Linked DNA regions of Mus musculus: region 1 is linked to region 2. Evidence: chromatin loops called from intact Hi-C (ENCODE). Cell type or tissue: left cerebral cortex. All regions are shown on one strand.

Evidence for each region. Hi-C counts contacts between places; a loop is a spot of excess contacts. Peaks named below come from ENCODE experiments on the same cell type or tissue, not always from the same donor. Only the 100,000 strongest peaks of a DNase experiment are listed, where the experiment ranks them.
Region 1: it touches region 2 in a loop (4-fold over the local background); 2 of 42 quality-filtered maps call a loop at or near these places.

The regions. Positions count from the first base shown.
Region 1 is chr17:51,959,073-51,964,072 of GRCm38, forward strand. Gm20098 (predicted gene, 20098) reads left to right here. Exons shown (of 3, transcript NR_045095.1): 3 at 3,398-5,000. Among named protein-coding and RNA genes, the nearest start is that of Gm20098, 79 kb to the left of the region's middle. In left cerebral cortex, no CTCF peak of the experiment used is centred here; DNase peaks (open chromatin) are centred at 2,486 and 3,873; H3K27ac peaks cover 306 bases.
Region 2 is chr17:52,347,229-52,352,228 of GRCm38, forward strand. No RefSeq gene overlaps it. Among named protein-coding and RNA genes, the nearest start is that of Gm41600, 45 kb to the left of the region's middle. In left cerebral cortex, no CTCF peak of the experiment used is centred here; DNase peaks (open chromatin) are centred at 998, 1,462, 1,754, 2,371 and 3 more places; H3K27ac peaks cover 3,492 bases.

The sequences.
Region 1 (5,000 bases), 390 kb before region 2:
TTTAGAGGGCCTTGTTCTCCTGATGACCTCTGTCTGATTTGGGGACTACAGGTTTTCATTTGTTTGTTTGTTTGTTTGTTTTTTGTTTGTTTGTTTTTTTGGCTTCTCTTCTGCAGGGTACTCTGAGCTGTGAGGGGAGGGATTTGATGAAGACATCCCATTTAAAGTTGAGTATCCCAAGGTCTCTCTCTCTCTCTCTCTCTCTCTCTCTCTCTCTCTCTCTCTCTCTCCTCTCTCTTTCTCTCTCTGCACATGTGTAATGTCTGGCTGTGAGTCTCTGTATTTGTTCCCATCTGCTGCTGGAGAGAGCTTTTCTGATGATGGCTGACTAAGTACTGATCTATGAATACAGCAGTACACTGTGTCTGAGCGCTCTCACTGCTCTGTACAGTTACTATCCATCTCTGTGACATTAAACACTCAAGCAGAAGTGTGGTGTGGTTGCAACCTCCCTTCATGACATCCTTTATGGTGACTGATGATGTTGGCCAGTTATTCATGTGCCTTTTTGTCATCAGTTCATATTCTTGGATCAAATATCTGTTCAGACCTTTTGCCTAGGTTTTTATGGGTGTTTTCACTCTCATTGAGTTATACATCTTTACATATTCACATGCAAGTCCCTTTTCACATCCAGGTGGGTATATGTTACAAATATTATCTCCCAGGGTGTTTTTTACTTTTTCGTTTCCTTACCTCTATAATAGAACATTTAACTTTGATGATCTCCTTTCTGTAAAAATATACTTGTGGTTTGTTTGTCTTACATTCTTGCTCTTTTGTCTATTTTAAGGTTGAAAGATTTTCTCCAGAATATTTTATGGTTAAAATCACTTTGGAAAATATTTATAGGTTATTCCCCCCCCCCTAAGTTAGACATAAACTTATCATACAACACAGAAATTCTTCTGGTAGGATTTACCCCCAAAGAAATGAAAATGTAAGTCTACTGAAAGATCTTTGTTCATAGTGTCCTTAAGTAGAAAGAACTGGATTGATCAACATTTAAATATTTAAATGTATGCCCAAAATATGAGGAGAGGCATAAATATAGTATATATATACAAATACGCAGTAATAGAAAAAGAACATGTTATGGGCACATGCAACAACTCTGCTGAACCCAAAACCTTCTGAACGGAAGGGGCTAGATGCCAAAGAGTATAAACTACAATTGTACTTAGATCTAATACAAGAACTGGAAATACTAATAATCTGTAATGATAGAAAAGCAGTGTGCAGCTGTCTGTTTTAGGGATGTAGAAGGTGCTTACTGGGAGAAACACAAGAGAGTTTTTGGAATTAGCGGACGTGCTCTACGTCTTGTCTTTGGTGTGTGCTTGTCAGAATTGACCCAGCTCTCCATACTGTAATACATCTTAATGTAAGTAAGATTAGGATTCTGGTTTTCTGTCTGTTGCTGCAATAAAACACTAACTAAAAACACCTTGAGAGGAGGAAAGAGTTTACATGACTTATAGTTCAGAGTCCATCTCTGAGGGAAGGAACACAAGGCAGAAAACACAGGAGTGTTTCCTACCCTGGCTTGCTCAGCTAAATTTTTTACACAGACCAAGCTCACCCACCTAAGGGTGGCACTGCCCATAGTGGGCTGAGTCTTTCTATGTCAATTAACAAAATGGCCCACAGACATGCCACAGGCCAATCCTATGGAAGAAATTCCTCAATTGAGGTTCCTTCTTCCCAGATGTATCAAGTTGACAAATGAAGTTAACAATGTCAGATAGTAAAAATATTTCATGGTTAGCCAATGATAACATATTTATTGCACACCTATGCTGACTAGTTTTTAAGGGTGATTGTTTCGGGCTTTGAAGGAATCCAGATCATGAAATTATCATTTGAATTTAAAAATAAGATGTTCTCCATGGGGGAAATTTGACAAATATATAAAAGTTAAATGAATAAAAGAAATGACTCCCAGTTTCAGCATCCAATCATTTTTCTCTGCTTTTCCTTTTAACATCTAGCAGGCTGTTCATACACAATTGTGAGATCATAAGGATTTCCCCAAATAATTCCACGATTTTGACAAATATAATTTTAACAATGCATCATAGTCACAGAAATATACGCCATAAATTATTTAAAATATCTCCCACACTTGGACACTTTTCTTTCTGGTTTGCTTTTGCAGTTTTATGTATAAAATGTTGTGGTGATTAGCATATGTCTTCTCCACTGACGGCTATCTACTTAGGTAGATTCATGTATACTTTGATCAAAGGGTAATGCATTAATTATATTACTTGGTACCACAATATTGAAACTTTTCCACTTTCTCCTTGGTTTCTAGTCTAGAAAAATCTTCGAGTCTCCTTACTTTCCAATGAATCCTTGCTGTTTGTGATAAAGAGTTAAAGAGACAGAATTTTCACCTACTTCCCTGAGTGTAATTCATTGCCTGAATTAGCCTCATCCCTCTGTCAAAGTGCCCAGAAACCATGATGATAGGAGATATGGAAATAGATATCTAGCATATGGGAACCTGCTTATAATTTCTTGCTCACAGCATTTATCCCACGTACAGCATTTATCTTTAAAAGAGCAAGACTAACGAACCCGTATGTATTGTTCTCTCCTTACAGCATATCCTCATTTGAAATATGCCCATGCTAATGAGGAAGGGATGGCAGTGTTCTCCAGTGGGTAGTGTCTCGGTGCCCCCAGGGAAGAGCTTGCTATTGTCACTGGCCATCTCTGTGCCTCCACCTTTGTTTAATCAGAGGGGCAACTTAAGGTCTGAAACTCCTATAGTCATGCATAAATGTATCTTTCCATGACAAGAACTCATGCCTCAAGAAAATTGGGATGGCCAGACCTACGGAGGAGGTCAGTGGTTGCAGAATCCATTTTTGAATTGCTGAAGGATTCGTGGTAGGATTACAGGAAATGGTGAATTCTTCTGGTAAATTATGACTATCACTTGATTTACAAAAAGATCATATTGCTATCAGCTCATTCAGGAATTTATCTGTGACTGAATACTAAGTAGCATAGAACTGGGAGTAAGTTAGCTGTTTATTTAGGTGTGGCTTTTCTCTTAAAAGGCTCATTTCATTATATCTTTTTTGGGGGTGTGTGCATGTTGTACACAGGAATGCGGGTGCCTGTGAAGGTGAGATGTGTCTGATGGGCTGGAGCTGGAGATATATATATATATATATATATATATATATATATATATGCAGCTGTGATTTGCCCAAAGTGAGTGCAGAGAACAGAACTCTGGTCCTTTATGAGAGCAGGAAGTGCTCTTACCTGCTCAGCCATCTCTCTACCCCTGCTGTCGCTTTTTAAAGTCCCAAGTTCTTCTTTAAGACTGTCCAATGAGGCAACTAGTCTCATTGATTTTTTTTTTTTTTTTGATGTTTAGATAAGGTGATGTGTGAAGATGCAGCCATTGTATACTACGGATATCGAGCAAAACTCCTCACTTTGGCGAAGTTTAGAGAAGAAGCAGTCCCTAGCAACGGTTCCGCTTGAACTTTCATCCAGGACCACGGAGCTCAGCCCACCACTTTCCTGGCATTGACTCTTGACATCCATCTTGGAAGGGAAACATCCTAAAACCTAGTATCCTGAGTTAATGCCACTTCACTGCTGTGCCTGAAATCTCTGCCCTCGCTTCTGAAGGGCAGTTTCCTTCTGCTTTCTGGGCGAGGGAAGAAGCAATTGCCTCGCTCTGCTGAGCTGTTCTCAGACCAGCATTCCCTTCCTTCCTCTTTTCCTGCGTCATTCCAGCTTCTCCACATGACCACTGCTCTCAGATCTCTTCCAGACACATCAGATCTTTCGTCAGGGTTGCCCTTGACATCTTCCTAAGAACTTGGCCTGCCAGGCATGTTTTACTTTTTCTCCACAGTGACATTTTCATCGCCACCCACTCCAAAATCCAAATGGCTTGCTTACTTGTCCCTGGCAGCTCGTCATTGGTCTAGGACTTCCCACAGTGGTGCGCTGCAGGCCACTCTTCTCCAAGCTTACTCCTAAGGCTCATTCTCCCTGATCCCTGTTCTCCTGCTTAGGGGTGGGGTTCTAGTTCTGATTTCTGCCCTCTGTTCTCTCTCTTCTGCTCTTATTGCTCACCTTCTTTTTCCTTCTGCTCTACAAATGTTTAACACTTCTGCGACTTTCCTTGCTCCTTCCACATCTGCACAAGAAAAGGAGGCTCAGGTTAGGACAAAAATCAACTCAGGTGGCATCTCAGCACAGCTCAACGGTTCTATCAACTGCCACTTTAACTCTTTCATTGCCGCTTTCCCCCCTTGTTTCAGCTGATCGTCTAGTGTCATCAGGAATATCAATGACATAAGAACACTGTCATTTTCTTCAGGGTCACATTTAGTGACTCTAGTCTGTTTTTGAGGATTACCATCTTCTTTCTTTCTTTTAAATATAAGCATATAGTTATATGATATACATTAACTTAAGTGTGTGTGTGTATGTGTATGTGTGTGTGTGTGTGTGTGTGATGTGTGCCTGAGTATATGTATTTATGTATACCGCATGTATGGAAGTCTCAATAGAGGCTGGAAGAAGGCATTAGATTCCCTTGAACTAGAGTTATAGGTAGTTGTGAGCAGCCTGATGTGTGTGTTGGGAACCACATCTAGGTCTGAAATGCTCTTAATCACTGAGCCATCACTCCAGCCCCTACTTCTTTCTTATTATTAACAGGAAAGATAAATGTGTCCCTTTTATCCAGCCACCTAGTCCAGCACCTTGAATTCTTCTCCATGCAAATAAGGCATCTCAATAGCTTTAGCCTTCAGCCAAAGTGACATTTTCCTTCCCTGGATATTCTCACACCCTTCCCCACTTGAATCACCCTCAAGAAAACATGCATTAAAACCTACACCAAATAAAGACATACAAACAAGCTAAGATAATCTCAGAGAACTGCTTCATTAAAGATTGGCTGAGCCACAGCACTACGATTCTTGGCGCAGCACTCCCCACCCCTACTGCAGACCCAC
Region 2 (5,000 bases):
AAGTGGTTCCCAGTTGGCCCTGGTGAAACTTTTCAGTAGACTCTGTTCCATTACTTGAATGACAGGTAGTAAAGGTATGTGTGCTGGGGTAAGAGCTATCAAAATAAAGTCCAGTGTCCATAGACAGTAATTTTGTAAGAGGGTTGGGAATCCAAAATGGGAGTAGGAGGAAACAAACTTCCAGAACACTTCAGAGCTGAATAACTAGGCTCCTAGTCCAACAGAGAACAGGAGGAAGTGGGACAGGGGAGGAGCCTTGTGCTGACAGTCAATGTCCTGTTACATGGAAACACTTGATGCTTTTGTCCACGGATATTAGGAATTTTACGAAACTATTAGAATAATGAAATGCTGCTTTGCAAAGTGATTACCTATAAGAAACACATACACACATTGCTAATACCCCCAATGACAATGAAGCCACTCTGATACCAAGAATGGTTTTAGAGGATGGCATTTTGTTTCTAGTTGAAACAAAGCACTGAACTTGGAAAGGAAATCCATCGTTCTGGTCCCAGGGTCCCCCAAAACAGTGGAGACAGGATGTTACAGAATTGTCTAGGACCCTATGATCTCTGCAGGTCCAGTAGTTTAGCTATGTGCTAGACTTCCACCTTACAATGGAGCCAAGAAAGGCTTGATTGATCCTTCTATAATCAGGTAGAATGATCTAATTATAGCTCACAAAGCTACAAAAATTGAGGTGATTTCTTAGGCTGACCTTAAGGGGCCCACACAAATTCTCTCTGTACACAGAGACGACAATGCCTCCACACTGACAGTGCTGAGCACATTCCCTCATGCTCTTTTTGAAAATGTGTGTTGTGATTGTGTGTGACACAATTTACTTATTATTATGGCAGTAGGAGTTGAATGTGATTGAAAGCCATCAAAAGGCACAGCGTCTGAATGTCAAATATGGCTTGTCTCTAATTCCAGACAATCTGGCTGTCTGTTCCTCTTCCCCATCCACACTGATTCTCTCAGCTTTGCAGTGAGTGGCACTGAGTTTTTTGCGTTTTTCTGTTCAGGTCAACATATCCGAACATTTGGGGAGCCGGAATGAAAACCAGTTTAAAGCTGTGTTGTGAATTTCTGCTTAAATAGGTTGGGTAGGAGAACAGCAATTAAATTTTTATAAGAAAAAAAAAACCTTCCACGAAGCTTACTGTTTTCTGTATTTAACTCTTTCCCACTTCTTCTTTCCAACTTCATTAGCCTCCAAGTAAGAACAGCATATTATGGATGTCGAAGGAAGTTTTATTTAGACTTATAAGGGCTGATCTATTCCCATACTGTTTAAATTAATGTTCAAAAAAGAACTCAAACCACATTCTAACATTTGGACTATGTAAGAAGGAAACAGATTTTTTGGAGGAAAAAAAAAGATGTTGCTTTAGCTAAGCAGAATGGGCTGCAGGAGCTCAGACATGCGCAGATTTCGTTTCTAAATGTGTGTGTTATCTGATAAGATCTGGGCTTCGTGTGCATCAATTCAGAGGGTAAATGAGCCCCTGAACAACTTCCTTCTCTTCGGTCCTCCCCCTCCCCGTCTTCCTTCTTTCAGCCCCCTGCCCTTTATTCCCTTTTATTTTCATCCCTTCTCTTCCCCTTCCCCACCTTCTTTTTTTCTCCTAACATATGGACTTTCACTTTTATCTCAGACACCTGCAGCCTAAGGCTTGGAAACATTTGGGGTTTTCACCTAACCGGTTTCTTTTCCGACCAAATTAGCTTGAGAAATGCAGGGTGACTTTGAAAGCAAGAATCTCTTGAAATAGAATGGCCTCAATTTACATCAGCTATAACATTCAGAGAATTAAGTTCCCAATATCTTTCCCAAATACCACGCTCTGCCCACACATGGAAGGCCTTGTTAGGTAAGCATCCACACATGTGATCATTCCCCATCAGAAAACAGCTACAGAAGAAAACAAACTCACCGATTTCGTGTTTTCATGCAATTGATTTTTCTTCCAGTTTTTCAAGTGCAAACACTGAGACATTCATATGACTTCAGAAAGGGCTGCAAGGCCAAAATTCATATTCTCTCTCTCTCTCTCTCTCTCCCTCTCTCTGTGTGTGTGTGTTTTGCATGAGTGAATTACATTTCAATTAGCCAGCTTTTAGCAATAGTTACTTACTTTGGTGTGTTGGCTTCTATTTGTAGCATGTGTGTGAATATATTTTTTCTCATAAAGAATAATTTTAACAAGAAAAAGAAAAAAAAATAGTGAGCCAGAAAAATGTCAAAGTCTACCTTTAGAAAACACATCACCTTCTAGAGAAAAGCCGCAGCCTGTCTTCCATGTCCTAAATATTGTAGTGCTTGCCTTTGAATATAGTTGACATCATTGAGGAGGTGAATTTTAGGCTTCTTCAAGTGATGGATTACATAGAGCCAGCAGCAGCAAACCTACCCCTTCCCATGTCCTGGCATTACAAGAACCTGGGAGTTTCTTTTATGAAGCTGAATGAGAAGGATAAATGATATACTGGGTTAGCATACCTTCCTGATCACATTTGTAGTCCATAATGATTTTCAAATAGAACAAAACTCTGCCTGAGATGTTGTAATTTGTGAAGACTGTCAAACAAGTCATGGTCCCAAACCTTAAATAACCTGTTTTCTTGTCTTCAAGTCAGTCTTGCCACACTTATCTGGCCTCCAGTTCCTTTGCAAGCATCATGTGTCAGTGAATCCAGTGAACTAATCCATCAGAACTTCCGCCACTTTTCTGGGATTCCTTCCACAAGGCTTGTTTCTTATGCACCATTCACATCCAGCTTACCCAGGGGCTTTGCAGGACGGAAGTTACTTTCAGACTAACCCTGCAGGAGGAGTCAGCATACAAAGTAAACCAATTGCCCATGCCTTGACTAGATAGATGCTCTGGATCCGAGGTGATCCCCGATACTGCTGATCACAGATAACTGCAGAACTGGTCTTGGAAAAACTCTCTATGCTGATTTTTGTAGTTAGCAATGTAAGCTGTAGAATCTTGGGAGGCAGAGGCAGGTGGATTTCTGAGTTCGAGGCCAGCCTGGTCTAGAGAGTGAGTTTCAGGCCAGCCAGGGCTACACAGAGAAACCCTGTATCAAAAAACAAACAAACAAACAAACAAACAAAAACAACAACAACGAAAACAAAACAAAACCAAAAAAAATCTGTAGAGAGTTTTTCCAAGACCAATTCTCAAACTGTGAGAAAAAGAGGACATACACACACACACACACACACACACACACACAGAGAGACAGAGAGAGAGAAAGAGAGAGACAAAGACAGGGAGACAGAGAAAGAGAGAGAGACAGAGAGAGGCAGAGAGACAGAGAGACAGAGAGACAGAGACAGAGAGACAGAGACAGAGAGAGAGACAGAGACAGAGAGAGAGAGAGAGACAGAGAGACAGAGAGAGATTGAATATCCTAAAATATTCCAAATACACTTGAGAAACACTTGGCTACATTTAAACTTATCAACCCAGTCATGTGACTAGAGAAAGCCTTTGACAACTAACTCTTTTCTGAGAACCTTAGCATTCCTGTCAAATGGTTCCTAGGAGCTGGTAATATTCAAACTGTCTAAATCTGAAGGCAGTTCCAGAGATAGCAAGAAAGGTGGGCAGGAAGCAGACCCAAGTTCACTGTTATTCTACCAGATGAAGAGAGAGCTTCTTGTAGTGTCAGAGAGCTTGTTGAATGGAAACAGTCAGAGATGGTGCTCACCAGCAAACCAATGTGAAGGAGCAAAGCTCCAACAGATTCTTCTGTCAATGTCCTGAGACTTTCTGGCCACTGGAAGCATTGCATCATTAAAGGAAAAGCCCATCTAGCACCAGCAGACAGAGAATATCAAATTATTATTTCAGTCTCCAAGGGTACATTGAAAAGTAAAAAAGCATGCAGAGTGGGGTACTTTCTATGTGTTAGAATTCTATTCAGAAAGGTATATTCAGTTTTATGGTTGTCAGCTTCAAAAGGGATGGGGGCACAGAATCAAATTTTAAAACGTCGTTTTCTTCTGTCTGTATAGGCAGAAGGGCCAGACTGTGGGAGAGGGTATGCCACAACAGCCCACGCGCATCACTCCTTCCACGTCCTGCCTCACCTGCATCTCCTCTACCCCCAAAGCTACCAAAATTAGACTGTGAGGCTTATATGGCCCCAGCCCCACACGCTGGAGGCATTATCTCCTATCTGCGGTATTGAGTGCTGTAATCCTACAGCTAAATGTGGTAACCCAAATTTCACAGGGATGCTGTAGCAAGCTTGACAAGATAACCAATCTCAGCGTGTGGAGTGTGAGGTCGCAATAAGCCTGCAGGCTTGGAGCAGTGTGGATGCTTTGTGTAGCTTCTCCTACGCACTCTATAGCTTATCCATCCTCACAGAGATCACAAGAACCCTAAATAGCAAATATGGCATCTGAACTAGAACACCACCTGTTTTGTGTAAAAGGAGATGGGCTTCTGCCACTGGCTGCTTCTCTTTCATCTCCACATTTTTGGTGGAGAAGAGAGCAAGTTTTGCGTCCATCACTGTTGTCTGGCTGACAGAATTCATGTAAAATTGCTAGCTTGTCTATCTCTCATTATCTAGGTTTAGACCTAGGCCCACAGCTCCTACCCTACCCACAAAACAGCAGCTTACATATATCTTTAACATATGTTGCTTTGGACATTTTATAGATAGATGCTTACAAGTACTTGGGATCATAGGTAAGAAAAATCATTGTTCGACAAGCCTCTTTGTTCTGCATGTCAGAATATTTTTTTGTTGACTTTTGTGGGTGAAAAGAATTTCTCTCTCCCTCTCTGTATGTCTGCCTTTGTCTGTCTTTTTCTCTCACCCTCTCTGTCTGTCTCTCTGTCTGTGTTTCTGCTTGTCTCTCTGTCTGTGTCTCTCTCTCTCTCCAACCCCCTTCCCTCTCGTATCAGATTACTTAGAAACACGCAGGTTTGACACATGCTTTTACCTGAAACCCTGTCTACTCCTGC